3 separate regions of the Homo sapiens genome follow, and all the other regions are linked to region 2. A link is a loop called in an ENCODE intact Hi-C map of the cell type or tissue named here. Cell type or tissue: heart right ventricle. All regions are shown on one strand. Each heading gives the region's core, and the rest is flanking DNA. Links, peaks and the distances in the headings are about the cores only. Region 1 overlaps LINC02794 (long intergenic non-protein coding RNA 2794). Region 2 overlaps TRABD2B (TraB domain containing 2B). Region 3 overlaps TRABD2B (TraB domain containing 2B).

The links. Hi-C counts contacts between places; a loop is a spot of excess contacts. Peaks named below come from ENCODE experiments on the same cell type or tissue, not always from the same donor. Only the 100,000 strongest peaks of a DNase experiment are listed, where the experiment ranks them.
Region 1: it touches region 2 in a loop (4-fold over the local background); 6 of 110 quality-filtered maps call a loop at or near these places.
Region 3: it touches region 2 in a loop (2.3-fold over the local background); 12 of 110 quality-filtered maps call a loop at or near these places.

What each region holds. Positions count from the first base shown.
Region 1 is chr1:48,057,302-48,067,726 of GRCh38, forward strand. The region is part of intron 4 of LINC02794 (long intergenic non-protein coding RNA 2794); the gene reads left to right. Among named protein-coding and RNA genes, the nearest start is that of LINC02794, 13 kb to the left of the region's middle. RefSeq lists an enhancer at 3,740-4,284. In heart right ventricle, for the core only: a CTCF peak has its summit at 4,067 (motif pointing left); a DNase peak (open chromatin) is centred at 4,065; H3K27me3 peaks cover 3,024 bases.
Region 2 is chr1:47,779,763-47,790,187 of GRCh38, forward strand. The region is part of intron 4 of TRABD2B (TraB domain containing 2B); the gene reads right to left. Among named protein-coding and RNA genes, the nearest start is that of LINC01738, 96 kb to the left of the region's middle. RefSeq lists an enhancer at 6,157-6,657. In heart right ventricle, for the core only: a CTCF peak has its summit at 5,976 (motif pointing right); DNase peaks (open chromatin) are centred at 2,959 and 6,005; H3K27ac peaks cover 483 bases.
Region 3 is chr1:47,928,416-47,938,840 of GRCh38, forward strand. All of the region lies in intron 2 of TRABD2B (TraB domain containing 2B), which reads right to left. Among named protein-coding and RNA genes, the nearest start is that of TRABD2B, 64 kb to the right of the region's middle. RefSeq lists enhancers at 2,697-2,866, 5,477-5,992. In heart right ventricle, for the core only: no CTCF peak of the experiment used is centred there; a DNase peak (open chromatin) is centred at 6,256; H3K27ac peaks cover 1,589 bases.

The DNA.
Region 1 (10,425 bases), core at 718-8,717, 280 kb after region 2:
TCTACAAAAAATTTAAAAATCAGCCAGGTGTGATGGCTTGTGCCTGTAGTCTCAGCTACTCAGAAGGCGGGGGTGGGAGGATCACTTGAGCCCAGGAATTTGAGGTTTCAGTGAGCTATGCTTGTGCCACCACACCCCAGCCTGGGCAATACAGTGAGACCCCATCTCTAAAATAAATAAAGAAAGATCTGGTGTGGGATGAACTGGAGGGGTGTGAGGCCAGATGGGAGATGACCATCATAGTAATCTAAATGGGAGATAATAGGGGCAAATGAGCCAGAGAATTGTCTAAGATATTGGCTCTCATAGAGCTTAGCACCATGCCTGGCACACATGTGGTTATATTAATTAATAATATTCATTATGAAAACAATAGTAAGAAGAATACTTATGCCTATTTATTGAGTCTTATGATGTGTGATATAAAGTACTTTATCCACACTGTTTTGTTTAATCCTTGTAAACTATCCTATCAGGTAGATGCTTTACTATCCCTATTTTACAAATGAGGAAACTGAGGCCCAGAGAAGTTAGGTGCTATGCCAAAGGTCACACACAACTGGAGAGAAAGAAAACTTCAAGGCACAACTGTCCAACTCAGAGCTTATGCTCTAATTAAGCCACCACACCAGCGGCCTTGGAGGTATTTCTTGGGCAGTCCTGGGCACTGAGGAGAGACCCAGCAGGAGAAGCCTGTGTCAGGCTGGCCTTGGAGGAGAGAAGGAAGGGGTAAGTTTATTGTGTAATGGGGTGTCTGAGTGAGAAGAGCTCCTGTGGAATTTCCAGGGCAGTTTCTGTCCCTGGAAGTTTCCTCCCACTGATACAAGCCAAGGTAGACCTAGGGGAGGGAGAAACAGGCAGGAGAGGGATCCGGCAACCTCCCCCCACCCCAACAGGTTTTGGTTCCCTGGTGCTTCTAGGATCATCTGTCTTCTGGTACCAGCTCCTTGCAGAGGAGCCATCTTGTTTCCTCCAGAGACCACCATCTCTCTCCTAATTGGTGGAAAATTGGTTGCTAACTGTCAGGAAATTGCCGATTTTCCATCCATTACTGGGAGGACCAGGGCTGTGTAGCTGTGGGGGACTCTGGGTGGGAAGCAGACGTTGATTAGGCCTTGTAGTTAACGATTAGGTTTGTGGACCTCCTCAGGCAGTCCTCCCAGGCTGCTTATTAACTCCCTGTGAAGACCCATTGGGCAGGAGATATTGGTTAAATGGAACGCAGAGCCACAAAAGAGTTACTATTCATTAGGCCTTGGTTGTGGGGAGGGGGGAGACCGGGGAACAAACTGTGGCCTCAATCCAGGAATGTTAAACAGCCCCATAAGCTGGCAGAGAACTTTATAATTGCTGCTATTAAAATATATGTATTTATATAGGTGATTTGTTGGAGGAAAGAATTTCAGCATTCGGGTGAGATCCCTGCTATGATTTTACCGAGGATTAAGTTGTTAGGGACTAGATATTAATTAACGCTGAGGGCCCCAATCCTTTCCTAATTAGCTCATGGAGTATAATTTGCCTGCAAATGCTACTGTTACAATCACCTTGAATTTGTCTGGAGCTCTCCTCCAGTGCGTCAGGTGGGATTTACCCCATTACATGAGCAGAAGGGAGGGGAGGGGCCAGGAGGCCTGGGCTCCACTCCCAGCCCCTGCTCCTGATTCATGAGGAAAGGGTCTTTTTCTGGCTTGTCGCCTACAATGAAGAAGTACTTAAGGGAAGGGATGCGATATGTCTGAGTAGCCCTTCTCAGCTGGGACACTGAGACCCATGCTGTTGGTGAACAGTCAACGCAGGACTGAGGATGAAAATACCTTAATGCCCATGCTCTTCTGGGTTCTCCACAACCTGAGAGATCTAAAGGACTTGCCTAGGGGAAGTCAGAGAGTTCTTCTATGGGGCTTTAACTTCAATTGTCCACAGGGCTCCTTTCTGAACAGCAGGAAATGAGGGCTTTTGTCAGTTTCTGTGACAGGTAGAACCGTGCACCCAGCAGTTCTCACCTGCTAGTAAACCCCAGGTGGGCCCCTCTGTCCTCTGACCAGTCCATCCCTATTCCCTGAAAACCATGTGGCCATCAATACTGGTTCATGCTCTACCTGCTCTAGAAATTCTTCTCTTCTGCTCACCACCTTCTCTGCCTAGCAAACTCCTACCCATCCTTTAGCACCTGATTCAAATGTCCCTTCTTTATTAATCCTTTCCAGATTGTCCCAGGCAGGGCTAATTAGGCCCTTCCCTAACTCTGCTTTTCATGAATCCTCTGTTCAAGCCTTTAGCTAACCTTGCTCTGCAAGATGGCTGTTAATGCCTTGGTCTCGCCTATCAGACAATGAACTTCTTAAAGGCAGGGGCCTGACAGTGTCTAATCAACTTGAAATCTGCACAGCCCAGAGCAGAGTAGGTGTCGAAGTTGGTTGAGCTTAGTTTATGTTTGGCTTGTACAGTGTCTTCAGGAAAGGGCTCCTGGTCCTTTGTCCCTGGTATGAAGAGGAAAACAGACTTTGAGAATAGGTGGGGCCCTGGTCCTTGGTGTTCTCTGGGGCTGTGAGGTCTGGATGCTCTTCTCAGCCCTGGCATAGGTGGTTAAGAGGGAGTCTTATATCCCCACCTTACCCTGGGCTTCTGGGCCCGGGGAAGGGGCAGGTTGAGAAGTCAAAGCCTGTATCTTTCTCTCTTTCTTTCTGAGATCCCTAACACAGACCTGGGCATACAAATGGGGTTTGGCAGGAGGAAATGAGGCTGCATTGCACTGTATCAATTGGCCATGATGCAACCCACAAAAAAGACTGAGAACAGTTGTTCAAACACAGGCCTATAGGCCAGTGATCTTGCCTGTAGCAACCTGGGCTAGAGACTGGGGATCAAAAGCAAGGGAGGTGCTGCTGACTGTGAATATAAACAGGTTCAAGAAGGGCTTAAAGAAATTCCTAGATGACAGATCCCTAGCAGGTAACAGGTCATTAATAACCATGAAAGATGATGATGGTAATAATAATAATAATTAATAATAATAGCTTCAAGGGAGCTTTCATACTTTTAAAAGCTTTTTTCCTACCAGTGTCTCATTAGATACTCACCACTGCTTTGGGGAGGGTGTAGATGCGCAGAAAGGTGAAAGGACTTGCCTGAGGCCACACAGCTTGTTCAGGTTGTTCAGGGCAAAGCTGGCACTAGATTCAAGGGGCGTTCCTGACTCCTTCCCCAGGACTTTCTTTGAGGGTGGGGTAAACTATTGATAGGAGATATTGGGTGTGTCCTGAGCCTAGAGCCTCATTCCTGTCCTCCTCTTCCCATTTCAATGGCCCCAGTCCTGCATCATCATACGGTTCCCGTAAACCCTTCATTCTAAGGTGTTCACCGTGGACAGCAGAAATCAGCGTCCTAGCCCTGTCACTGATTTGTCATGTGACACTGAGCAACAGTCTTCTGCTCTCTTCAGTTTTCCCATTTGTGCAAGGTGATGGTTGGATATTCTGGGAAGTTAACCTTTCAGATCCACTGATTCCTCTTGGTAAAATGGGATGGTGGAAGTACCTGTCATGAGGTGTAATTGACACATGCATGTAACCAGCTTAGCAATATGCCTGGCACAGAGTGAGCACTCAACATATGTAAGTTTTGGGCAATATCTGAGAGAATAGACCCCAAGGTGAGACACTCCAGGTTGTTATAGAACAGGCTGGGGAGAGAATTGTGTCGTCTTCGGGTGGTTGGTCTGCTGTTCCCCTGCTCAAGGGTTTTCAAGCTGGGTTCTGTGGACCCTATGGGCTTCTGGGGAGTCTTCCTCAACTTTCATCTTTGCAATGGTCCCTTAAAACATTTTTGGTGATCTGTATTCTTACTAGAATCTGGAAGGGGCTATTCTGTAAGCGGAGTGAGGCTTTAGAAGTTTTGTGAGTTCACCAGATGCATCCCATCTTAACTGTGTGAGAACATTTGTTCTGAAGCTAGTTTATCTTATTCTATCCTCGCATTGTCCTGTAATTTGCTCTTGAGAGGAGCACTTGTTCTAAATGACAATCAAGGTCCCCCTTGGAGAGTGAAAGGGGCCAGTGCTGCCACCTACAGACAGAAAGGTGATTAGATTCATTTCATAAAGAGCCTGGTTAAAGAGCAGCAGAAAAAGCAAGGAGAGCTTTTGTCAACAGCCCCAAAAGTCTCCCTCACCTTATTACCCTACTATTTAAAAATCTATCATGTTTACCACTATTATCTTCAGACATCTTACATTAACAGAAATCACTGATTGCAAACCAGGATGCATATAGTGCCATTTCCATTTGGGGGGCCACCACTGGAGCCCTGAAATCACCATGGCACCTTGTATAAGAGATGAGATGATTCTGTATCCATTTATTGATTGGCTCAGTACATATTGTATCATTGCTTTAGTACTGGATCAAAATTGTGAAGGTCTTGTATCTTTGCAGAATTTGCAAAACTTTGGCTTAACAGATTCCATTGGGATGGGATAATCTAAATGTAAGTACCAAGAATTGACCAAATGGGGAATTCTTACTCTTGAGGTTTAGTGAGCTCACAGGAGTTTCCTCCAGAGTTTTCTTAGGCCAGTAGGCAGATGCAATCTGTCCAGTGTGGGGAGCCAGGAAGAGAGATCTGATCTCTGCAATTCAGGGCTCATGGTGAATTTGAGATTTACTGCCAACTTTCCTTGGCCACAGAGATTGTGAACAGGAAGTGAAACTTGGGCCAGACAGCCTGGGGGTGCAGAGCTAATATAGACTGAGGAAGGCAAACATGTATAGATCATTCGCAGGGCAACCCATGCTAAAGCATCACTACAAATCCACTTATCAAATGTTTTCTCCATTCATCAAAGGAAAAAACAGGAGCTCAGAGTGGGGAACTGCCCTGTGCAAGGCCCCCAGCAGATGGAGAATGGAGTCAGGACCAGAATCCAGGCCTTCTGACTCCTTACCATATGCTTTCCAGGGAGACTGGCCTCCTAACCCTTCATTCCCTGTAGACAACCTGACATTGCAGGTCCTTCTCCACTTCAGAGTTTATAGCTAGTTCTCTTGAAGACCCACCTGAAGTAGCAGTCATGGATACAGACACAGGACAAAGGTTCAGGAGCCCCCAGAGTTCTCTCAAACATTGTCTCTACTCAGATGCTCCTGATGCCTCCTGTTCACAGTAGGTGACCTCCTGGAATAGGGCCTGGCTCCCTACCCAAAACTCCCTTTCCTGGAGGGCTATGGAGATGAAGCTTAATCTTTAATGAACTGGCTTTCAGTTTAACGGCTCCCTTGGCAATGATTAATACCCAGTGACCTAGTCTGGCATCTAGTGAACCTGACCAGGCCTGACTCAGGAGAGTGTTGGTGGCCTTCAGGCCCAAGTGTGGGCTCATATGCAGGTGGAAGAGGCTTGACAAGTGCTGGAATGGCTTCCTACCTAAGAATATATTCTCTGTCCTGTGCCTGAAATTCTGTTATTTAGGTGGTCATTCCTCAGACGTAGGGTATCACAAATGTACCTGGCAAGAGGAGCTAGTCACATAAGTTGTGTTTCAAATACTCCTTGGGCTGTCGTTTGGCAGTTCTGGTGTCCAGCAGCTCAGAAGAATTACAGGATTCATGACTTTTAATCCCAGGTTAGCAAGCTGATGAAATATCACCGGATCTGCAGTGAAATTAGACTGTAAGCTTCTTGTGGGCAAAGACAAGGGTCTGGAGATGTATAGGGAGAGAACACAGATTTGGAGCTGGAAAGGCCTTGTTGCAAAGTCCAGCTCTGATAGTCACTAGCTGTGAGGACTTGGGCAAGCCTCCCTAAGCCTCAGCTTATTTGTCAACCAAATGGAGAAAATAATACCTCTCTCTAGACTCTTCAGAGAATGAAATGAGAAAGTATATGTAAAGTGTCTGATTATTACAGAGACACAGACTTAAGCCAGGCACAGATGCTGTTCCTTCCTTCATTTTCTCTCCTCTTAAGTTTGACTTAGCTGACCCTTTGTAGTGAGGAAGAGAAGATCTCTGGTTCATCTGGGGAGAAGAATTTTTCTTATGTACTTTGGGATTTTTACAAGGATGGCCTTTCTCTGTGAGACTGGACAGTTAGCCAGATGTCAAGGCTCCATCCTATCCTACCTGTTGAAGCATCTGGAACCATTGAGCAGGGCTGGGTCCATCGCCCTCAGTATCTCCTTGCCTCTTCTGATGATTATAAACATTGCAAACTGAGAAACTGCATTGGTCAGAGTCTGTCACAGTCTCCTGCCTCTGTTTTGCGTCTTGATACCAGCCCGCATTAACCATGGGTCTGGCAGCAACTCCCTCCCTCTGCTGCCTGATGGATGCTCTCACACGTTGGCACCTCTGGCATGGTGTGGAGATGTGGCATTTCAGTTCCCTGCCTAGGCTACTGCAGAGTTTGTATCCTTCATCTTGAGAGGCATGACCAGGAGGGACACCAAATGGAAAGGTGCTATTCTTCCCTCTATGCTCCAGTGCCAGGTGGCACTGTCCCTGACTGCCTGAACGTGCCATCCTCTTTCATGTTCCTGTGTCTTCCTCTTCCTCTTGCCTCTGCCTGGAATGCCTTTCCTAGAAGCTCTGTCTGGAGAGCAGCTCATCATTCAGCTCAGGAACATCTGATGGGCAAGGACAAGGGTCTGGATGGGAGAGATGTGTGGGAAAAGAACACAGATTTGGAGCTGGAAAGGCTTCAGTGCAAAGTCTGGCTCCAATAGTCACTACTTTCCACTACTCTGTGTGTATCTATTTACCTGCCCATCCCTCTTACAGTCTGGAGGCTCCACGAGGAGCCCCCCAGTCCTGGCCTGGAGCTCAGTGCCCAGGACTATGTTCCTGGGACTGCTGAGATGAAGTCATGTGTGAAGGCAGGAAAGTAGCTTCTGTGACCTCCCTCATGAAGACAGATCGGGAGCTAGGGTTGGAGGTCAGGCAGGCTGAGCAGGGGACCACAAAGCCCCCAGCAGAAGCCATGGCCCCTTCTCTGTTTTGGTTTTGCTTTTGTGGGCTTTTCACTTCAGAAGTTAATCTAGTTAATGCCAACAATGTCATTTAGGCAAGCCAGCAATTTCCTTTTGCCCTTTATTTAACAAGCCCTCACCCCACCCCAATCTCTATAATAAAGGCATGCAGGTGGGTAATTACAGAGGTGTAAAGTGAGGGTGCTGGGCCAGGGCCAGCTGAGCATTCTGGAGCATCTGCTGGGGAGGGTCCTGGGAAACTCCGCAGCTCCGCTATTCAGTTTCAGGTAGGGACATAGAGTCTTAGAGAGGGTGAGGCATTTATACAAGGCTACATAGCAAGTAGAAGGCAAAACCAGGACAGGATCCAGGTCCTTTACGCTTAGCTGAGGTCCTTTCCACTCCTTAGTGCCAGTACTGTCACCGTACCTGTGTCCTGTGGAGCATCCCACAGATGTGCCTGCTGTCTGTCCATCAATCCGTCCATCCGTCAGCCCGTCTCTCCATCCATCCATCCATCTATCCATCCATCCATCTATCCATCCATCCATCCATCCCTCCCTCCATCCACTCATCCACTCATCCATCCATCCATCCATCTATCCATCCATCCATCCATCCATCCATCCCTCCCTCCATCCACTCATCCACTCATCCATCCATCCATCCATCCACCCACCTATGTATCCTATAGATACTTATTGAGGGCCTACTACATGCTAGGCACAGTGAATAATGACCACGACTGCAGCAGCTCTGTGATCATCACAGAGATGATGATCTCAGGTCACAGTCTCACACTCAACCTGATGGAGGCATGATGTGTGCACCGATTATTTTAATAGAGAGTGGCAGGTGCTATGTCAGATGTGAGCATTGTGTCTCTGTGGGAACACATACAACTTCTCAGAGGAGAGAATATGGCAGTGTCGTTATTCTTGAAGGACAAATAGTTGTCTGCAAAAGGTGGTGTGTGAGGGCAGGGAAAGTTTTTTAAAGAATCTGAGAAGATATTTATCCAAATGTTAACAGAGTTCATCCCTGGGGACTGGGATTTACAGGGTAGTGGCTGCAAGGAGGTATAGGACAAATTTTACTTTCTATTTTCTACCTTTGGTATTGTTTGAATTAGAGTGTGTATATTAGCATTTTAATAATGCTATAATTTTGAAAAAATAGTATAGTGTATTTAGAGAATAAAAAATGTGACAAGTACAGAGTGCTGGAGGGGGAAAGGAGAATATGGGGTCAGCTGGGCTTTATCTAAGAAGACCCTGAAATGCTGGGCTGAGGGGTTTGGGTTTTAACCACAGGGGCCCATGGCTGTGAGGGTAGAGGCCACATCCACAAAGCCTAGAAATGTCTGCACATAGTAGATGCTCAATTAATCTATACCTGATGTTGAATGAAAGGGGAAGGCCACATAACGTGGAGTCATCTAAGGTCAAAGAAGAGGATTGTAAAGGTGTGGTGCTTTGCTGCCATGTGTTGGTGACAGTGGGGAACCCACTACGGGAGAGTGTGAACCTGCAGAAGTGGGTAGACTGGTATGGAGAATTCTATAATGTGAAGAGAGAAAAGAATGCTGTGGCTTCTTCTTAGATCAGAGGAGTGTGGAATGGGTCAGATCCAGGGACCTTGGCATAAGTTGGCAACCATAGGACATACTTTTTTATAATAAGGAAATACCCCACACAGAGGCTTCTCTAGACTAGATAAAAGTTTTTGGTGTCCTTTGTGGCTAAAACCTGATCAAAGCAGGCTACTACCATCTTTTGCCTCCCAGATAGTGTCTTCTTCATTTCCCCAAAGACATCTTCAACACAGCAGAGGAGGGGACATCCTAAAAAGCAGCTCTGACCCTGCTGCCTTCTTGCTTGAATCCTTCAGGGTAAATTAAGTCCCCTTGCCCCAGCTTAGGAGGCCTCAGTGTCCTGTTCCTTGCATATTTCTCCAGCCTCATCTCCCATGCTTTCTTACTCAAACCCTACCTGCAGCCAAAAGTGTGCTATACTATTAAATGTATTTACTATTAAATATGCTCAATATACTTACTACTTAAAGCACCATGACACCTCATTGACCTCACTATTTGCATACCTATCTCTCTCCTGCCACACCACCCATCTCCCCCTCCTCCCTGATTATAAGCTTCTTGATGCCAGGGACTATTTTTTTGCCACTCCCAGCACTTTGCACAGCAGCTGGAGCATACTGGGTGTTCAGTATTTGTTGAAATAGTGTGTGAACAAATAAAAGGGCCCTTCTGCAATGATTTCTCTTGTGAAATAAAATATCTTATCACACTTCTACCTTCTCTTTCCTCAAGATGCCAAGAGGGTCTAACATCCCTGAAAGAGACAGCCTCTTGCCCTGGAAAGATGCCAGAGAGGGAAGCAGGAGACTTGAGTTCTGATCCGGATCTCTCTGCCGTTGGGTGATCCCCTGCCCTCCTCTGGACCTCAGTTTCCCCATCTCTACAGTGAGGATAATAATCCTAGTGCTATTTCCCCATAGAAATGTTGTGAAGCTCAAAGGTGAGACCAAAATCACTCATTGGACAAACTCCAGGCAGGGTGGGAGTGTTGGCTGGGTAGATGTGGTCATCTGCCAAGTGGCCATGCTGAGGCTTTGGGGGCTCTACTCCCACCACCAATGGGGTCCTTCTCAGAGACTTGCACTCTCTTCTTCCAGCTCACTCATATTGTGGGGCTCAGAGAATGTTAATTATTAGGGCCCAGCCCACATGGAGGGCTTAAGATGAAAGCAAGCTCAGAGTGTAAAGTCTAATCAATGCCCCACACTTGGCGTCAGGGCCTCGGCTTGGTCTGCTTGGAGATGGATCATTAATCTAGACACTCCGACTTGGAACACTGGGCACAGGAAGTCCTGAAACATTCCTGACCACCCACAGCTCAGCCTGTCAGCCCCATGAGGCAGCCAGTCCTGCCACTGACTTGCAGAATTTTACCATCTCAAAGTTAGATCAGACTCAAAGAGCAGCTGGTCTAGACTCCCACCCAGGGCAGAAGTACAGGTTCTGTTTGTACACTCGCCATTGTCCAAGAGCTCATTATCCGGAGTGTGTGTGCTTGAGGAGTGGCGCTGGACTTAGAGTGGACAGATGCATGTGACTTGAAGCCCTGCCTTCCCCTTCTGTAAAAGTGGGATGAGGTTATTGACCTCACGGGATCGATGTTAGAAATAAATTAATTTTCTTGAAAGTGTTTTATTTCAAGATTTATGAGAATGATATTCACATGTGAGTTGCTATTATCATTCTTGACATTATAAGCTCCTATCCCTGGGATATATTAATTTCTTCATCCCCAGAGTCATCTTCTACAAAGAGTGGCTTCTCTGGTTGAACACTTTATGACCCCTAGGGGGTTAAATATAAAGTAAGGACTCCCTTGCCTTGCACCCAAGACCCTTCTCTCCCTCATCAACTGAATCTC
Region 2 (10,425 bases), core at 983-8,982:
ACTGCTCCCTGTTCATCCTGAACCCTAGGGGAGATCCCTGCACTATTCCTCTAATTGCCTGTGAATGGTGGTGACAGGTGGAAGCCAGAAGGTCAGCATGCTGACAGCCCCAGGGAGGTCTAGGAGAGTAGAAAGTGGACAGGCTGTTGGGGAACAGAGATGCTCTGGCAGAGGAAGCCAGCATAGAACTGCATAGTGGCTGGAGCAGAGAATGAACCGTGCTGCTGTCTTGCCCCACCAGCCTCGCACACCTCTGGGCTGGTTTCACAACTCCTCAGGAAGTCTCCCAGCCCAGTGATCTCCCTCTTGCTGACCATGCCCTGCCAGAGCATCTGGAGTTACCTTAGGCCTGGCTGACCATGCCTGACTATGTGCCATGTGGCTGGCTGACCCTGCCTCCCTGAAGTTTCACTTGAGGATCACTGGGAAAGGTCACTGGGCTTGGAATGTCAGAGGGCTCTAGTCTGGCAACCACCACACTTACTCTGAGACCTCAGGCAAGCATATTACCCTCTAATGCCCTCAGTTTCTTGCTATGCATAATATCTATAGGCTCTTCTGGCTCTCAGAGCCTATGGGGAAGGTTTTTGTTTCATTCCAGAGACCCTTATGAAAAGATACCTCCCTCTCTTATTTCCTTTCCCCACCTATTCATCTCGTTCATTTAATGAACACTGCCTAGGTGCATATCTTGTGCTGGGTAGTGATGAAGAGGCAGGGTCTTTTTCCAGGCACTCACAGACTTGAGAATGGGAATCCTGTAATCCGGGCACTAAGTATGATGGAGAGGGAACTGTTCACACAGGAGGCTGTGAGGGCACACAGGAGGCCTCTAAGCCAGCCTGGGGTCAAGCAGACTTCCTGGAGGGGGCACTGCTAGCTGCAGGGTGGGATAAGAGTTATCGAGGTGAGGATAGGAGTGGGTGGCACAGTGGGGGAGGCTGTTCCAGTAGGGGGAACAGCATGTGCAATGACTAGGAGGTGAATGAGGCACATTTGGGAAGCTAACTGCAGAAGAGGCATGGGCAGCACAGGCATGAACAGGCCCTTCCGGAGCTCTGGCCCTGACCTAGTGCTGTTGAGGACAAAAGATCCAGGCTCCCGCCAAGGCTCTCATTCTGCCCCGCAGCCTGTGATCCTAAGCAAGTGGCTTCCCTGCCACCAGCCTCAGTTTTCTTGTGCGTCAAACGGGCCTACAGTTCTTTGACCGACTCCTTGGGGCAACTGTAAAGCCCTAATGAGGCAGAAGAAGTGGATGTCCCTTGGAAAAGCCCAGAGTGCAGTACTGAGTGATGGGCTGGAGACAGTCCCCGGCAGGGCGGGGTCATCCCCACTCTTGCCTTTCCCCACAGCACCATAAAGCTGGAAAGGGACGGGAAGAGGCAGCCTCCAGCACGCAGGCTGGAGGAACTCTCTGCAAGCGGCTCTTGGACTCTACTCCTGGCAGCAAAGGCAACTCCTTTTCTGCCTCCTTGGAGACCTGTGCAAAGACAAGGCCTCCCAGCCCAACAGCGGTCCTCGCGTTTGCCCAGAGGATTTCAAGAGCTGCCAGGAAAAAAAGCCCTGCCTCGGGCTGTACAGGAGCAGCAGCAAATATTTACTGACTGCTGCGCGGCTGCTCCAAGAGGAGCGTTTCTGGGACTGAGTAGAGGAGACACTTAGAGGGCCCAGGCCTCAGCCCGGCCGATGGTGCAGGCCTCACCGGATGCCCACTGGATCCTGAGCACTGCGCGGCAATGGTCCACGTGTCTGGCCGGCGTTCCTATCCATCCCCTCAACCTCAACCATTCCACACCTTTATTGTTTTCTGTAAGACCCAAAACAGAAGACTTCAGATGCTTTGAGAAAATGAAACCAATCAGGAATAATCCTTCCAATTCCCATTCTCTCCTTCTCTAAGCCACACTCACCTTCCTTTCCCTCTGCCAGGGCAGGGAGAATGGTCACCTCCACCCAGGTGGCTACTCCTTGCACAACTCCAGGAGGCGCCATTCCCATGTGGCCTGTGCCCCAGAACTGTGTAATGCGGTTCCTGCGCTCCCGAGCCCATGTTTCTACCACCCTGCCCTCTCTGGGCTTGGTTTCACAGCACCCCACAGCTGGGTTGGCAACACTTGCAACGGCCCCAGTGCTCACGACTCCATTCCATCCTGGTTCTCTCTGTACTTCTCTCACTGCCCCCTATCTGTCCTGTTGGTGGGCTCCTCTTTCTCCTGCCCAGTCAATGTGGGAGCCCTGGGAACCATGCCCTTGGCCCTCTTCTTCTCACCCACAGACAGATCATCCACCCTGATGGTTTTGGTAACTACACAATGCTGACCACTCTGGAATTGCCACTTTTGCCCAGATGCATTTGTCCAGCGACCTACTGGGCATCTCCACCTAAACATCCTCAGAACCTATAGAATCCAACTCTTCCTTCTCTGCAACAATGTCTTGCGTCTCAACCAGGCTCTGCTATTCAACCTAAATAGGTCCTATCTTGATTCTCCTCGCTCCTCATCTTCATACGATCAGTTCCCAGAGGCCCCCTGCTGTGACCTCCTAAACGTGCTTGACTCTGGCCTAGGTCACCATCACCTTCTGCCTGAATCACTGCAGAAACTGCTCTCCTTGCTCTCTCTAGTTCACACCCCAGAGCTGACTTTGTCAGAACGTGCTCCCAACCCACCTGAGGGGGATCTAAGAGCTTTTTGAGGGCAGGGGTCATGCCTGATTCATCTTTATCCCCAGAGATAAACTCAAGTCTGGCATGTGGCAGTGGCTTTGTGAATGTGTGTTGAATGAATGAGTGAAAAAACCTGTTACTCCATATCCTTTCCATGATCTCATCCTATCCCCAGGAGACCTGAGCTCATGGATCTCCTCTTCTTGTAACTCAGCCCTGCCCCTTGGTGGTGCTCCTCCAGATTCTACCAATCCCAGGAATTTGGCCCTTGGACCAGCCCGAGTCAGGGCCCAGAGCATGCCGTCCTCAGGAGCTGGCAGACAGGAACCATGCTTGCCTCCAAGGTCAGAAATCCTAAAATAGGTGCCACACCTATCCTGGAACCTGCAGGGAAAGTCATGGAAAGTCTCCAAAGGGGCCCCACGATGTTGGGGCTCAGCCTGCAAGGCTTGCCCAGGCTCCCCAGGTCTCCTGGCCACGGCTCAGCAGCCCCTTCCAACACTGACAGCTGTTCTCTGGCCAGCTCTCTGCAGGAAGATACGTTCCATTTCATCTGCTGAGGCCTCGTGGATGAGAAGAGGAGGAAACAGAGGGAGGACCATGGGGTGGGGGGGTTGCGGCACACAGAGCCATGCAGACAAAGAGAGGGAGAGAGGAGAAAGAGAGAGAGAGGTAGGGAGAAGAGCAGAGAGATACTCACAGAAAGGGGCACGGAGGAGGAAGAGAGCTTCAGGAGCAGATGGAGAGCAGAAAGGCAATGTGGAGAGAAAGAGAAAGGGGCCCAGAGACAGGCAGTAAGAGACACAGAGACAACAGTAGGGAGAGAGGGAAGAAGAGACACCAAGAAAAACAGAAAGAGACAAGGACAGGACAAAGAGATACAAAGACACAGAGACAGAGAGGTAAGGAGAGAAGGGAGAAAGAGGAGAGAGGGAACTCAGAAATGAAGACAAAAAGCGTGGTGGAGACCAATTCACTGAGGACATCAGGGAAGGCTTCCGAGAGGAGGGGCTCATGTATCCAGTCATGTATCGAGGACTCCCCCAGGATGGGTGGGATTCAGATGCAGATGTAAGAGAAGACAGGCAAAGTAAGGAGAAGCAAGGGCCTAAAGGTGGACTGGATCTTAAAAATTGCGGGGCTGGGATGGTGCCTGCCTACCTTGAGAGAAGCCAGGGTCCCACATAAAGGACACTTATATACAAACAGGAAGAGGTTCCCTGCTCTGAGCAGGTGCAGCCCCCATGATGTTTTAGTGCAAAGAAAAAGACTCCCTTTCTCCTAAGCGCAATCTAGCCTATGCCAGGGCACAAGGCTCAGTGAGCAGAGCACAGGCCAAGGCCAGATCTACCCCGCCTCCCATCAGCCTGGCACAGCCTGACAGCCCCTGTTGATCCTCTGACATGGGAAGGCAGGGTAGAGCGAGTGCTGTCCTAGGGTTAGGACTGTTAGAACACCCCACTCATCAATTAACCATGTCACCTTGGGGAGTTTCCAGTCTCACTTTGTGCCTCAGTTTCCCCACATGGTGTTGGGCCCCATGGTCTCGGTCTCATGGGTCCTCCCACCTCTATGATTCCTTCGTTTGATGACCTGCACACATGCTCATACTTAGTGGGCCTCCCGAGTACAGGATGCTTCTCAAACGTCATTTCATTTCATCCTTGCAGCGGCCCTTTGAGGTGTTGCCAGTTTCCAGATGAGGAAACAGGCTCAGTGAGGGGACGTGACTCGCCCAAGGTCACACACCTGGTAAAAGGCAAAGCTTGGACTTCAATCCAGAGATGTCCCAGTTTACTGCATGTCCTACTACACCCACTCTGAAGTATTGGCAGCTGCAAGGGATCCTGAGTTCACATTTGGGGGCAGGAAATTGTCAGAAACATGCGTCCCTTCCAAGGTTCACCAGATCGGAGAGGAGAGTGTGCAAGTGCTCAGCAAGAATAACACACAATTAACAGGGCAGTTTCAGGACCGTGTTGAGGGGCTGGGCAGAGGGAGGAGGGGAGAACCAGATGTTCCCACAAAGGCTCCAAAGCAGCACTGGCTCCCCCCGATCAGCACACATGTTTTCTCTCCAGTGAGTATGCTGGGTTTCCAGTTTTCTCCTCCTGGAAGAGGCATCCCAAGCCCATATTTATGTTCCGTCTGAAATTAATGCAAGGGAAACTTTCAAATGCTAATCTAGCTGCCAGGACAGGCCGGCCGGATATCAAGCTATGGCGGTGTTTTTTTTCCTGAGGAAGTATGACAGGAGGGCTGGATGGGAGGGCCAGTGGAGGATGGACAACTGGTCTCTCAAAGAGTGTCTGGAGGGACACTGGCAGAGCCGAGCTTCCTTTCTCCTGCTTTGCAGGCCGCCCAGGGAAGGGCTAGGGACCTTTCAGTTCAGTGGGGCCTGAGATGACACCACCTCTGTACCCAACCTTGTGCCAGGAGCTGACACACAGTCCCCTCCCCTGAGGAGGTCACGGTATGGAGAGGGGGAGATGGGCAGGCAAACACTCACAGGACAGCATGAGCCATGCAGTGCCAGGGGCCATGGGGTTGAAGTGGAAGGAGAGGGACCCAGACTAAGGAGATGAGTGAGGAGTGAGAGGAAGAGAGGAGAAAGGGCATTCCTGGTAGAGCACAGCAGGATCAAATGCACGGAGGGGAGAGGTGGTGTGGCACGTGCTGGCCAACAGCAGTTCTGGGTTGCAGTAACATAAAGTGAAAGGAGAGGTGGCAATAGTGAGGGTTGGAACACGAGGGTGTCCCTCCTCCATGACATTCTGATTGCTGCAGGACATGGTGAAGGGGACAGATTCAAGCTGGGACCAAAAAACACTCTCCCAGGCAACTGTCCAGCTGTAAGGAAGTGAGTGCTCCACCCTGGGAGGTGTGTAAGCTGAGGGTCGAAGAGCACTTGTCAGGCCTGTGAGGGGTATTCAGACATCCTATGGGGAACTGCTGTGTCTGGGTGGAACCAGAGATTCTGCCTGCTTTAGCAGCCTTTACCAGCTGCTCCTCTTTGGAGGCTGTTAGAACGCAGGACGTCAGAAATGAAAGTGCCCCAGGTCTTCAGCTGGACAGCTCAGCTCTGCCATGAACAGCGCAAAGATGGTTACAAATTCCGAGAGGAGCAACCCTGCTGAGGCTAACAGAACTTGCCCTGTGTCACGCTGGCAGAAAGGGGCAGAGCTGGGCTCAAGCCCAGGCATGGCACGGGGTGCATCCATGTCAAGGCCCAGATCCAGGCAATGGCCATGCAGGCTGATTCCAGGTCAGCACAGGACAGAGCCTGTGATGGGTTCTGTGAACTGCAGGAGGCAGTGCTCAGCCAGGGATCTCCATGGCCATGTCAGTCACTCTTTACAACATCCAGAGGCTCCTTTTTTAGAATCACAACACCCCAGGACTCCTGGGAGCTCCCTGTTGGCAGGGACAGGGCCCCACGCCTCCTGAGCCTCAGTGCTACTTGGAGCTGAATTTGGCTCTTGGGGTTTTGCCACAGCGTCCCAGTTGCATCCTCAGAGGCCACCAAGCACTTCTGCCCCTCGACCCCAGTGGCTCTACTGTCTCCTGTGTGGGAGTCCTGTTCTTAGAGGACTTCGAGCTCTGAGGGGCCAGGGACCCTGAAATAATGGTGGCAACACAAGAGCTCACATTTACGGAATGACTGTGCAAGGCCAGGCCCTGAGTGCTAGTGAGCTGGATCTCAGGCTCATCTGCAGAGTGGGAGGCCGCAGGCTGAGAGAAGTGAAGCAACTGATCTGCCCAAGGCGACTTCTGATCAGGAGAACGCAGGGTTTCTAACTCACACAGTCTGGGTCCAAGCCCATGCTTTTAATCTACACTTTCTTCTCTTCTTGCCTTTCTCACACTGTCCAGGAAGAATGTTGAGCTCCCTGCCAGATTTGTACATTCTCCTTCACTGATGGAGCAGCCCTGGGATCTGTCCTGGGGTGTGGGCACTCTGTTCTTCTAGACTCTCCTCTGTTTCGGAGGGTGAGGGCTGGCTCCAGCTAGGGACAAGCCAGGAGGGGATGTTCCTCTGGCTGGCTGGATGTTCTGGCCTGAAGCAGCAACGGCGACTCTGGCCAAGGATTGCAGCCCTTCACAGGAATGCCAGTTGCCAGATGCATGCGTGGTGGGGTGGCAGGACCCTTTGAAGCACCGTTGGAAATTCTGAAACACTTCAGATGCTGTGGCCTCAAGCTCCAGCTTGGGGAGGGTGGCAGACCAGGGCGCTTGCCAGTGAGAGAGGATAGCAGCTGTTATTTTTGTTTGTTCATTTGTTTTGTTTTTTTTTAGAGATGAGGGTCTCACTCTGTCACCCAGGCTGGAGTGCAGCCTTGGCTCACTGCAGCCTTGACATCTGGGCTCAAGCAACCCTTCCACCTTAGCCTCTTGAGTATCTGGGACTATAGGCATGCATCACCATGACTATGACTGGCAAATTTTTTTATTTTTGTAGAAATGGGGTCTTGGGATATTGCCCAGGCTGGTCTCAAACTCCTGGCTTCAGGTGATTCTCCTGCCTCAGCCTCCCAAAGTGCTGGGACTACAAATGTGAGCCACTGTGACTGGCCTGCCTCTTGTTTCCAAGGTGAAAAAGGCCCTATATGGACGATGGCCGCTCTTCTGTGCCCAGCTATGAGCTCTGAAGGGCTGCCATTCTGACGCCACCAAGTGAAGAACCATGATGGGGAAGGAGGTTGGTGTGGGTCTTGCCCTGAGGACTATGGAGATGATGAGTAAACTGGAAGGCAGCTGGATCTGCATCAGGGAAATTTCAACTGGTTTTCACCTCCTCCAGGAAGCTTTCTCTAACTTACCCTGCCTCCTTTCAGTGCCAGTCACTCAAACCTCTGTTAGACATGTGTGGAAACGCTGAATGTTGGGGGCTAAAGGGGACCTTGGACCTAGCTCTGTCTAAAGCCCCTCACTGTGCAGACAGAGGAGGAAAGACTCTGAGAAGGCCACATAGAAGATCTCAGAATCCCCTTTCTACCCTCACGTCTTTGGCGTAACTCTCACCTTGCTCTATTTTCTTTCTTTTCTGGCTTTTCCCTACCTAATCATCTTGCCGCCTCCCCTCCCTACAAATGCTCCTGCTTAGCACTAAACTCCCCCTCCTCTAGCTGTGATTGCATGGTTTACTCAGCAGTACCTGGGACTCTCTTTCCTTAGGTCTTTTCACCTGTCAATCTAGCCTCAGCTTCCAAAGGCAGATGTGATGTGGTTGGACCCCTCAGTCTCCCACCATGGGGGCAGAAGATGTAGGTTTTAGGCTGGGTTTTGCTGTGGGATAATGTAGAAGCAGGCAGCATTTCTGTTTATGGACCTCAGGGTTGGTGCATTCATTCATTCATTCATTCATTCATTCAACAAGTGGGTAATACGCACCTTCTTAGTGCTCAGGGAGTGGACATCCTAGACTGGGAGCATGAGAGAGGCTGTGATAGCAAAATCCTGGAGGCCTATGGGAGCCCAGAAGGGAAATCAGGGAAGGCCCAGCAGAAGAATTCCCAGCAGAACAGAGGGCCCAAGTGACAGCTGGATGGATTTTTTAGGGATCAGGATGACTTCCTGGTCATCAGGAAGAATGACCTAGACAATGTGACCACCATTTCACTTCAGTTCTAAGACTCTCTGACATCCCATCTGTACTTGGATTTACTGACCAGCCAAATGGAATAATAAATACCATCCTGTTTCCCTCCAAGAGGAATTGAGGATGTGGAAGGGCCATATAAGTTGATGGATATGGGAATTTTTTCAAGCAGGATGGTGTCCACTCTCTAGGGAGCAATTTCTAACGTTATGAATTTTAAAAGGTGTTAATGGTATTCTGTGTGTTGGTCTTATATCTCTCCCTTCTCTCAAGCCTGGGTGCTTACCTCTGATCTGCTTCTGTGTCCCAGCTTCACAGGTGTGTTTTGGATTATGGGGTCTGCGGCACTCTAGCTGGGGTAGAAACAGGCTGGCATGAGCCTGGGGGCTGCATGTGCCAAATGTGTGGGTGCCTGAGTAATGGAGCCAGCCTCTCTGTCTCTGGTGCTCACACTGCTTGCCTCTTAACTCTTCAAGTTCTGCCTTCTGCCTGGACTTCTGCTCCCTGTGGAGCAGGTGACAGCAGTCCTGCGAAGAGTGATTTCCATTCCTGGAAGGCTCTTAGCTCCATACTCCTCCCAAGGAATCCAAGAGAGGCTGGAGCAAATAATGCTAGCATGTTAGAAGGCTCTGATTACAGCATGCTGGAATATTAGAGCTGTGCAACTTTAAAGCAACAGCATGTTAGGGTCAAGGATTTTGGAATGTCAGAAGTTAGAATTATACTCAGATTATAGCACGTGCTAGGGACGGAGTGTGTGATAACCACTGGTTCTCAGAGTTTGAAATGAATGGGCCCTAGAGGTTACCTGGTCCACCCCTGAGTCCGGCTCATGTCTCCAGCCCAGTTCCTCTAATTCCTACATTACTCATTCTAGTCCAGGAAAAAAGAATGCTAGAAGATTTCTGGATGGCTGAACAAGTAAATATCCTGAGAAACCTGTTTCCCTGGAACTAAGGGTAAAATTGTAATTTTCTTCTAGTGCATAAGACTGGACCCCACCCCCACAATTGGGCCTGGAGATACCTTGACTCAATGGAATGAACTTCATTCTGTGTGATTTGGTCCAGTATGTCCTCACAGAACATCTCCTAGGTGTCAGCAATTCTGAGGCGTATGTGCCCTGTCCTGGAGTAGTTCACATGCAATGGGATGATCACTGAGCAGTGGGTGCTAGGATAAAATCAGCACACAGGCCTGGGTGACAACATCCACATTTACACCCCAGCTGCTTGGTGTTGCTGGAGAAAATCTTACACCCGTGACTTGGCAGGTTCATGGGCCCTCATTGCAGTCAGCATCCTCTATGTTCCTAGCATAGACAGAGCAGATTTGTAGCTGGCATGTGCCCTAATCTCGGTCCCCAGCAGACATCACAAATCAATAAGGGCCTCTTCTCTGCTGGGCTCTGATGCGACTTTATCATCTTATACCATAACGTTCCAGGCAGGTGCTACCAATCAATCATAATGGCCCATGGGAGGAAACATCTTTAACTTCTTGTCCTGGTCAGTTCTTGTGGCCAATTTCTCTTATGTCAAATAGTCTCACCTCTTCAAACCAAGAATCCTCCCTTCTCTCTCCTCTTCCTCTGTGGATGACTTCACCTTCTACTTCAGACAGTGGTGCTCTGATTAGAAGCCATCAGCTGAGAATTTGCTCCCTTTTTGGCTGCCAAATTACTTGCCTGCCAGCCTCCTCCCTCCTTCCCTTCAGTTACAGGTGAAGAGGTGTCTTCCTCCACCCAAGGCGTCCTCCTCAACCCTGCACCCAAGCTCTGGTCCCCACCTTGCTGCCTTCTTGGAACCTCAGGCTTATCATTTTTCCCCCCTCTCTCCTGTATCATCAGCCTCACTCATCCTAGAATATTCTCTTCCTCATATTTCAAGCATGCTCAATTCTTTCTCATCTTAAAAAAAAAAAAGGTAGGTGAGTGGGAAGAACAATGCAATTACCAGATTTTCATTTTGCCAAATGAGGACTTTGAGACTTTTATCTGCTTCCCACCATCATCTTTTTAATTTTCTTAAGTAAGGAATATTTTAACTTCAAACACAGTTGAAAGGAGATAATTTCAGAATATAAACCTGTAAATTGAATAAATTTAGCTAACAAGGAATTCACCACCTTGTACTTATTTTTCTGTTAATTGTACCAG
Region 3 (10,425 bases), core at 1,600-9,599, 150 kb after region 2:
GATGCCTTGCACTGCATGCATTTCATGTTTGATGTTCACAAGCTTTGCCTTCATCTGCACTCCACAACCTCTAAACTCCACACCCCATGATTATTGGGCCCAAGAATCTGTGAAAAGACTGCTTTTCTGCCTCCAACAATGCAGACACAGTTGCTGAGCTGAGAAGAAGGGAAAGAATAGGAAGAGATAGCAAGGCTCTTAAAGTCTAGACTGACTTATCCTTTAAATTCTGAAGAGTTCCCAGTCCAATCCTCTAGCAAAAAGTCAATCTGCAAACATCATCAGTTACTGTGGTACCTAAGTGTACTAGTACATAGCCCATGCTCAGTAAGATTGATGAATGCAGGACTGAAGGGTCCCTCAGGCCCTCACTCTGAGCTCTTTCAGGCTCACATCCCTCATTTTCACATGTCTGGATTCTGGTCATCCTTCAAGGCCCAGCCTAAACATCATGTCCTCTGAAAGTTCATGACTAGATCCCCTGTTGGAATTGATCTCCCAGGTAAAACCCTAACTGCTTTAACATAACTTACAAGACTATCTACCTCTCAGCCTTGCATTTTGACCCTAGATTAGACAATTTGCAGGTCTCTGGGCACAGATGCTTCTTGCCTCAAGGCCTTTACACATGCTGTTCCCTTTATCTGCAATACTCTTCTCGTAAAGCCCCCTCTATCTAATTCCTACCCAGCCTTTATGTCTCAGCCTAGATGTTAATTTAGACATACATTTTTCCTGCAGAACTGGGACTAGGATGAGGCAAGCAAGGCACCTGGAGCACAGAATTTACAGAGGTCCTGAGTCTCATGTGCCAACCCTGCACTTGTGTGACTTGAAGAGAGAGAGCCTCCTTAAATTTTGAGTCCTAGATGCCTCCTTTGCCTCTCCCTGGTCCTCTGGATGTTTCCTTGAATCCCCTGCTATTTTAGAGTCCCTGCTCTGTGCCATCCCCTGGTCATAGTCTTTACTTAAGAGGACTGTGATTGCCTGGGTGTTTATCAGTCCTCTCTCTGAACTGTTAAGCTCCAGAGCAAGAATACTTCTTCCTTGCTCCCCATTTCATTCTCAGAGCCTGGCAGAGGGCAGACATTGCATCAGCACTTGCTGGATGTGCATAAAAGTGTCATCTCCCTCATCCTGTGCTCTCAAATCCCACTGAAGGACCCAGTGTCCTAGCACCTACCAATCTCTGCCTTCTGATCCACAAAACTGCCCTCATCTGGCTAGACTGCACTCCCAGGGGTCGGCCTTCACTTTGCATGCTCAGAACCCAGCTCGGGACCTGGCAGAGTGGGTGCTCATGCGCATTTGCTGGGCAGGGTTAGCACTGGAGGAATGCTGTAACGATGGGCAATGCACACTAAACCTGGTGTGGACAACTCCAGCAACATCCTCATCTCCCTCTTCACCTCCAGGCTTTCCCTGCCCAGCTCCTCTTTAGCCAAATGGGCCTGTCAGAAACATCTAACTGTCTCTAGCTCCATGTCCTGAGCCAAATGCCCTTGCCCAGCCCCCCAATGCCCTGCTCTGGTATGAAAAGAGGTGGTTACGTGCATACCTGGCTCCCTACTTCTCCCACCTCCCTGCTCCACATACATACCAATTCTACTGTGATACACTGTGAGACCAACTCTCCCTCGTCTTTGGCTCCCCAGGCCCAGCCAGGGAGGTGCCCAGTTCTGGAGTGGAGGCTGTGGGGAACAGCACACCCTTCCCCTTCTCCCTGCCAAAAGGCAGATCCTGAGCCATGGTGCGCCAAGGTTTAGGGTCCAATTTCCCAGATGCCTTTCAGTGTCTGATAGGAGATGCCAGAGAAGAGAAAGACCAGGAGGCCAGGTGATTTATGAGGGAAATCTTGGCTTTGACAAAGCTTTAGCCCTAGAGATTAAGGCAGGCGAAAGCAGAGTGCACAGCCTCTTCCTGAGGGGTGTTGGGGTTTCTCTGGGCATCTGGATCTGGATCCCTGAGGATAGCGCTGAGCTCTTGGCTGACTCCAGCTACTCCTCAGCGCCACATCCTGGAGCAGAACAAGGCCCCTGGTGGCTTAGGAAGTGGGGAGAGAGGAGCTACGAGTCCGCGATAGTAAACCAGGCCTGCTCTGCCTGCCCTCCTCCCTGCTACTGCCCTGCAGAGGCTTCAAAGGACAGCAGGAGCCTCAGAACTGGCTGTGTGACAGGAGACACACACATACTTTGGCTTATAGTTGGCAACAAACAGGTGGAGACTAATTTTGCCTTCATCCTCTGGTCTCCTCTTCAAGGATCCCTTATCCCGAGAAAGAACATCTCAAGCCTGTGAATCACACAACTCCTCTCTCCCTCCCAGTGGCCTTCACCTCCAGGGCTCTCTGTGGTTAGAACATGCTCATGTCCCTCCCTTTACAGACAGGCAGACTGAGGCCCAGAAAGGAAAAGGGACTGACCCAGGGTCTCACCAGCAGCTTATGAGACGAGCTGGGACCCGACCCCACAGCTGTTGATTCTCCCTTGGTGCTCCCAAAGACCACCCCTTCCTGATGGGAGCAATGTAAAAACCGTGGCCACCTTCAATCTGTGACACTGACATTCCAGAATGTGGGCATCTGCTTACTTTATATATCCTGTGTCATTCACCAGAATATGGGCTCTGTGAGGGCTGAGACCTTTTCTGTATTATCGACTGCTCTATCCCCAGCACCTAAAACAGTTCCTGGCACATAGAAGAGATCAGAACAAATGGGTGAAGGAATAAATGAATGAGCTAACGAATGAATGATTATGTGTAGAATAGGCCACTTGTCCTGTACAGGCTTTAGGATTCCTTCTTTTTTAAAAAAGTGAGTTGATTATTCTTGCTTCAGCTTTGGAGTCCTAGATTGTTCTAGAGCAGGAAGAACTTTAGAGAGCCTCTAATGCAGGCCCATGAAGGTATAGCCAGATCTTTCTCTTTTCGCCACCAGCAGCCATACCCCACCTTATGTTTTCTCCATCTGGACACGTGTGCTGAGAAGACCTTTGGCAGGGGGTCTATGTCCCCACTCCTCAGATCTTGGTGGGTTCTGCAACTACTTTGACTGAGACATCAGGCAGAAGTGATGCTGTGCCTGTTTTCTGGCCCAGGACTCAGTAACACTGGCCGTTCCCACTTCCTGTCTCCTGGCATACATGCATGGGTTCCTGAGGTGCCACGTGAGAAGTTCAACTATGCTTCTGGAGACACCACGTGGGGAGGGCAAGTATCGCAGCTGCCATCTCCCAGCCATACCTGCCTTCTAGAGGGAAGCTTCTAGAACTCATCACACCAGCCCAGTTGCCTGCCTAATACCCGAGTGAACTCTCAGGATGCTACAGACAGCAAAATGGCCCAGCTGCTCCCTGTCCAAGTCCTGATCCCATGGATCAAGAGCACAATAAAAGTACTGTGAAGTCACTAAGCCTAGGGTGGTTTGTCACACGGCAATAGATAACCCCAACATCCAAGTAGTAACAAGTGCTGTGAGGGAAATAAAGCAGAGGAAAGGGACAAAGAGTAACAGGGCTGTACCTCTCTGAGAATGTCTCTGAGAATATGATATTTGATCACAGGACTTAACGGAGGGTTTTGGGCCTGAATCATTCACTGAGATGAAGTCCTGGGGAGGAGGAGTTTGAGAGGTGAAGGAAGAGTACCTGAAATCAAGAGTTCTTTTATGAACATGTTAAATTTAAGATGCCTGGTGCACATCCAAGAAGAGTTGCAGAGTGAACACTTGGAGACTAGTCTAGAGCTTTAGGGTAGAGACTGCTCCAATTTTAAGACCTCTACATGATGTAAGACCATCCATGAGGTAAACAACAGCATCAGTGGAATGCCAACATGGATTCAAGGCCATGGAGCTGGGTGGGATTCCCTGGAGTATAGCTACAGAAGGTGCACCAAGGAGAGGACCAAATGGCTGACCAATGGATTGAACAAAAGTGGTGGCAAAGCAGAAGTGAGGATGAAATAGTGATAAGGATTGGATTGAGAAGACAATGGAAGGCAGTGAGGACAGACGTCCGTGGAGGAGCTGAGTTATAATGGGAAACTGAGAAATAAGGCAGGAGCTGAGGAGGGATGTGGAGTCAAGGGAGTTGTTTCTAGATGGGAGATCCTATAGCATGTGTGTCTCCTGAGTGATCAGGAGAGAGTGAGAAATTGATGCAGGGAAGAGAAGGGATAAGCACAGGAGCAAAAATTCGTGCAACAGGAGAAGGAACTTGTGATTAAGGAAGCAAGTGAACAAGCGGGTGTAATTTATCCACAAGAACAGCCATAACATGGCAGAGCCTTGGGTTCTCAAAGAGGAGAAGCCACAGGTAACAGTCCCAGCCCCACTATTTAATGGCTGGTTGACTCTGCGCAAGTCACTTCTTCCTCATCTGAACATGGGGATTAATGATCCCTAACTCACAGGGCTGTCAGGAGGATCATAGATACTGACAGTTGTCAAGTGACTAGTTCAAAGAACGGGTGGCTCTTACAGCAGTTGATACTGGGGTTCTTGGTCCCAGAACGTGAGCTTGGGTCATGTGATCTGCTTTGTCATGCAGCAAACCTCTTTGAGTCTGAGCTTTGTAATTCAGCACTAGCACAGGGCAAAGGACATGAGTGGCAATGAGCAGACCAGGAATTGAACTCAGTCTCCCATCTCCTTGGCGTTCAGAGCCCTCCGTGAGCCCCCATCTCCTGTCATTTTTTTTTTTTTTTTGAGACGCAGTCTCACTTTGTTGTCCAGGCTGGCATGCAGTGGTGCAATCTTGGCTCACTGCAAGCTCTGCCTCCTGAGTTCACGCCATTCTCCTGCCTCAGCCTCCTGAGTAGCTGGGACTATAGGCACCCGCCACCACGCCTGGCTAATTTTTTTTTTTGTATTTTTTTAGTAGAGACGGGGTTTCAACATATTAGCCAGGATGATCTCGATCTCCTGACCTTGTGATCCACCCGCCTCAGCCTCCCAAAGTGCTGGGATTACAGGCGGGAGCTACCACACCCAACCTCTCCTGTCATTCTTTACCTTGCACTTTGTGCTTTGGCAGCAATGAGTTTCTGATAGTCTCACATATGAGACTATGAAACAACCACACTGCTGTTACTCAGCTTTATATCTTTGGGAATGCTCTCCTCTCTGCCGTGCTACCTAGAATGCCATTCTCCACTTTGATGTATATAAATAGCAGCTGAGACATTCCCCTCCAGAGAACCTTCTCTGACTCCCTCTAGTCCTATGTAGGTGCCCTTCCACTGGGGCTAAACTCTTGCACACACTGCTCTGTTGGTACACTGTGTGCCCCTGGAGAGACAGAACAGAGCTCCAATCATCTTTGTAACTACAGGGCTTGACACAGTGAGTATCTGCTGAACCAAACTTTTCCCAGATAGCAGATGAATCAGAGGGATAGACAGCACTGTCCAACAGAACTTTATGCAACAACAGAAATGTTCTGTGTCTGTGCTTTCCAATACAGTGATCACTCAACACAAGTTTGTGGTTATTGAGCCCTTGAAATGTGCTGGTGCAACTGAGAAACTGAATTTTTAATTTAATTTAGTTTAGGTTTAAATAGTCACAGATGGCTAAGGGTTGTTTTATTGGACAGCACAAGTTGGAGGGTAGAAAGAAGGGGTTGGGGAAAAGCTGATGTTATTAAACACTTAGTATGTGCTAGGCTTTTGACACTCTTTAGTATGTTAATCTTTACAATAATTCTGTGAGATGGCAAGCACTATTTTCCCATTTTAGACAAGGAAGTTGAACCTTAGAGAGAGAGTCAGTGACTTGCTGTGAGCCCTCAGCTTGGAGACTGCACAGCAGGTCCCTGACTCCCCAGTCTCTGGTTCATCCCACCACACTAGGCTGACCTCACACCTATGCAGGGCCTGGCCCTGGAGGTGCTTTGTGAAGGAGTCCTCCCCATTCCCACACCCCCTCCCACAGTCCCTGCAGGCACACAGGTCAGGCCCACAGCCCTGTCCTAGCTGGTAAGGCGCATTCTTCTGGCAGTGCTGCTGCATCACTCACAGACGTCTGGGGGCAGAGGCTGAGTGTGGTGAGGCAGGAGGCCTTGGCTGCCAGCGGGAGGGGCAGGCGGGCCCAGAGCCTGCTAGCATTCTGCTCCTTGGATCTCCCCTCGCGTGAGCAGCTTTGGGGAGTTCTCTTGGTGCTGTTGTAATTTATTGTTTCTGCTCTAATGATTGCTCCATGTCTGATTATAAATGCCTTCTGGCTGGGGGCCCAGACTCAGAAAATTCCCGTGATCTGCTTCCAAAGCTGATGGAGCCACAAATGGGACTGATGTCTCTGTTTCGTCATCGGCCACATTTACAAGGGAGGAGGATCCAAGGCCAGACACAGGGCTTAGAGTGGAGATGTAACAGGAGGCATCTGGTGACCTGGAATTCCCATCAGAGCCCCAACAGGGCATCTCCTGAGTCCTGGAGAACCTTCAAGATGGTACTCAAAAGAGCCTACTCCCTTCCTCTCAAAATGCAAGGCAGAGTCCGAGTTGGAAGCAGCAGGTGATACAGTCACAGTGAAAGGGGCCTCCGAAAAACACTGTCCAACCCTGCTAATGCCCTCTCTTTATCCACCTGGAAAATTCCTACTCATGCCTCAGGAGGCAGCTTTGGCATCCTGCAAGAAGCCTGCTCTGACACCCACAGCCTCCCACCCGCAGGTAGACAAGTAGTCTCTACTCCCTGTAAATCTCTTCTAGCATGGCACACCATAATCATAATTACACCTACTATTTACTGAGGGCTTCCTCTTTGCCAGGCACCATGTACCTTATCTATTTTTCACCTCATCCCTGGGAGAAAGGCACTATCCTTATCCACATTTGACAGACTAGGGAACAAAAGCTCAGAGAGGTTAAGGGAGTTGCTTAAGGTCAAACAACTGCCAAATAATGGAGCTGGACTTAAATTCAGAAGATTCCAACCCAAAATTTAAGCCTTACACCACATGTGTTCGCACCCGTCGTCACTGTATTGCAACAGGCTGTTTTGTCTCTTGCTTCATTAAAATAGAGCTTCTGGGGACATATCTGACCTCAATAACACGGGTACTCAGGAAATGACCACTGAGCAAACTTCACATAAAGAAAGTCCTAGTGCACTAAGTAGGTAATAAAATTAGGGCAGTCACTTATTACTGCCCTACTGCAGGATATTTAAGAGGACTCAAAAAAGCAATGGGCAAAGGCTTCAACAAGCAAGTAAGATAGGACTGCAGGAAAAAAACACTATATCTCAACTGGGACTGAAAAGTCCTGAATTTTCTAGGTTAGTCCTACTTTTAAATACCATATCTCATCAGTTCCTTATGTCACCAGAATGACCTAGAAACCCCAATATTTAGATATCTAAACTGTATCTCTTATATGATATTTCATGCCCACGCATCCCAAATATCCCACTATGTCTTGTAATTTAGGATGCAGGAAATAAAGCCACAGAAAAAAAGAGCTTCAACTTTAGAGGAAGGCAGACTCATGCTCAAATTCCAATTTTGCTGCTCATTAGCTGTGCAATCCTGGACAAACTGTTTCCCTTCTCTGAGACTCAAATGTAAAAATAGAGCTAAGAGCTGCTGCCTTGCAGGGCTGTTAAGCGTAGTAAACAGAAGAACATATGGGAAAGCACCCAGAATGGCACCTGGCACACAGGAGGGACTCAGGAACTATGAGGTCTCTCCTCTCTCTCAAATGAGGTCAGGCAAGAAAGCCATTCTTAGCAACAGACTCAGCTGAATGCAAAGGGTGTGATGTACTGGTGGACCAATGATCAAAGAGAAGAGATTGGTTTACTTGGGGCTGAGGTCATGAATTGACTTCTTCATCATTTATAGACTCACAATGAGTGTGGATGAAATAACAGGCCACCCTAAGAGCAGCCCTACATTAGGGCAGATGGAAAGAGATGGGTAAAATCTTGCCCCACTCCCAACTAGGAGCTCACAGGGTGCTGGAGCAGAAAAACAACAGGAAAGGTGAACAGAGAACCCAGCAGGTATGAGGGCAAAGGGCAGACAGACCATGAGGAGGTCTACCAAGCCTAGAGATGTCAGGAGAGGCTTGTGGAAGAGCTGAGTCTTGAGGAAGGGATAGAACTTCTAGGAAAGCGTATCTTCAGTTACAGAGGAGTGCTGTACAGACAAAGGAAAAGGCATAAAAAGGATAATAAGTTTTAAAAATTAGTTTGCCACTATATTTCGGATTTTGGAGGAAGCTTAAAAAAACCTATTGCACTCTCCTTGTTGTCAAAGGTATTCTGTTTCCTCCGCTTATGAGCTGCGTGATCTTGGCCAAGTTAATCATTCAATGCTTCAGTTTTCTCATCTGTAGAATAAGTATGATAACAGTACCTGCCACATTGGAATGTTCTATGGAATAAGTATGTGGAAACCATTTACAACACATTGATCAACAAATAAGAATCATCATCATCATCACCACCACCACCACCATCACCATCACTACCATCACCATCATGATCATCACCATCACCACCACCATAATTATCACCATCACCATCATCACCACCACCATCATGATCATCACCATCACCACCACCATCATGATCACCACCATCACCATCATCACCACTACCATGATCATCATCACCATCACCACCACCACCATCATTATCATCATTATCACCATCATCATCACCACTACCATGATCATCACCACCACCACCAGCATGATCATCACCATCACCATCATTACCACTACCATGATCATCACCATCACCACCACCACCATCATTATCATCATTATCACCATCATCATCACCACTACCATGATCATCACCATCACCACCACCACCATGATCATCACCATCACCATCATCATCACCACTACCATCATGATCATGACCATCACCACCACCATCATGATCATCACCATCACCACCACCATCATGATCATCATCATCACCACCACCGTCATGATCATCATCATCACCATCACCATCATAATCATCACCATCATCACTACTACCATCATGATCATCACCATCATCATCACTACTATCATCACCATCATCACCACCACTGTCACTATCATCACCATCATCATCACTATCATTGTCATCACCACCATCATCATCATTATTACAAATGAGAAAACTGAGGCCCAGAAAATGGAAGAGGTTTGTTCAGGGTGACTTAGAGAGTCAGAGGCAGGCCCTGACACTTTTACTTTTCTACCATTCACAGAATTTTTAGGAAAAAAAAAAACAAGCTTCCTGTCACAGGTAAGAGACCCAAGATCCTTGATAAAGGAGTAGGGTTCATGGAGGTGGGGCCACCCAATGTTTAAGTGAAGGTATTGTCTCTTAAGGCCAATCATTCTGCCTCCTGCCCTGTGGATGCAAACTGTCCTTCAGCTCATACCACCTGCAGCCAAGGACAGAGGGGAACATTCCAACCCCGATACCCAGGGAGATAAATCAAATGCTCCAGACTCAGTGAAGGATTGAAGCAGGGGCAGTGCACATGTCTGTCATGACTTCCTTGTTCCAAGAGGATATGGGAAAAAACTCCTAGCTCCCCACCTCAATCCCACAGTGGTCTCCAACAATATTATGATTCTCCAGTTCTACTACTCATGATATATTTTGCCAGCCGCAAATGGGGCCTAAATTACATATTGTAGCCACCAAACTTCCGGCACAGGCCCACAGAACAAGGCCTGAGGGAAATTAGATGAGGCCAAAGGGAACTCAGGCCTGGAAGAGACTAGAAAACAGAAAGGGATGTATAGTCCATTAGCAGGACCCTTCTCTCTTTTAAGTGTTATACAGGTGAGCGGGGTTCAACGCTGCAGGCACAGAGAGGCCACAGAAGGTGAAGGAAAGGAGAGCAGAGAGGCCAAGCAAGAGTAAACTCAGGATTAAAGAGTCAAACCACCACTGGTTATTTTAGTCCCAGCTCTATCTGTCTCTGGAGTATGGCCATCTACAAACCTTTTCACCTGTCCATCTGTTTTTCTGAAAACTATGGTCCTTTCTGTCTCAAGTCCTGGACTAAACATAGTGGTGGATAGGGAGGTAGGAAGCAGTGGTAGAAGGCATCTGCTCCAACCTGTCTTCTTTTTGGAAGCACTAGACACTGGGAAAATGCATCTTTCTCCTCTGCTTTGAGAATAGTGCATACTCCATGACTTTAGCTTACTAACAGCTGGAGGGATCCCAGAGGAATTCTTCTCTCTGGGATTGAGAATGGGAAATGGAGAAGAGAGATCTCCCACTTTCCTTTTACTGGAATCATGTGTCCCTGTCTAAAACGATGGTGTTGGACTGGATTCAGTTCAACTCCAGCAGGAAGCACACAACATTTGAGACCTGTGGGGTGAAGACAGTGCACACAGCCGGAGAGAAGGTCTTGGCTGAGAACCAGAGGACTCATTTCTTCTGGAAGCAGGG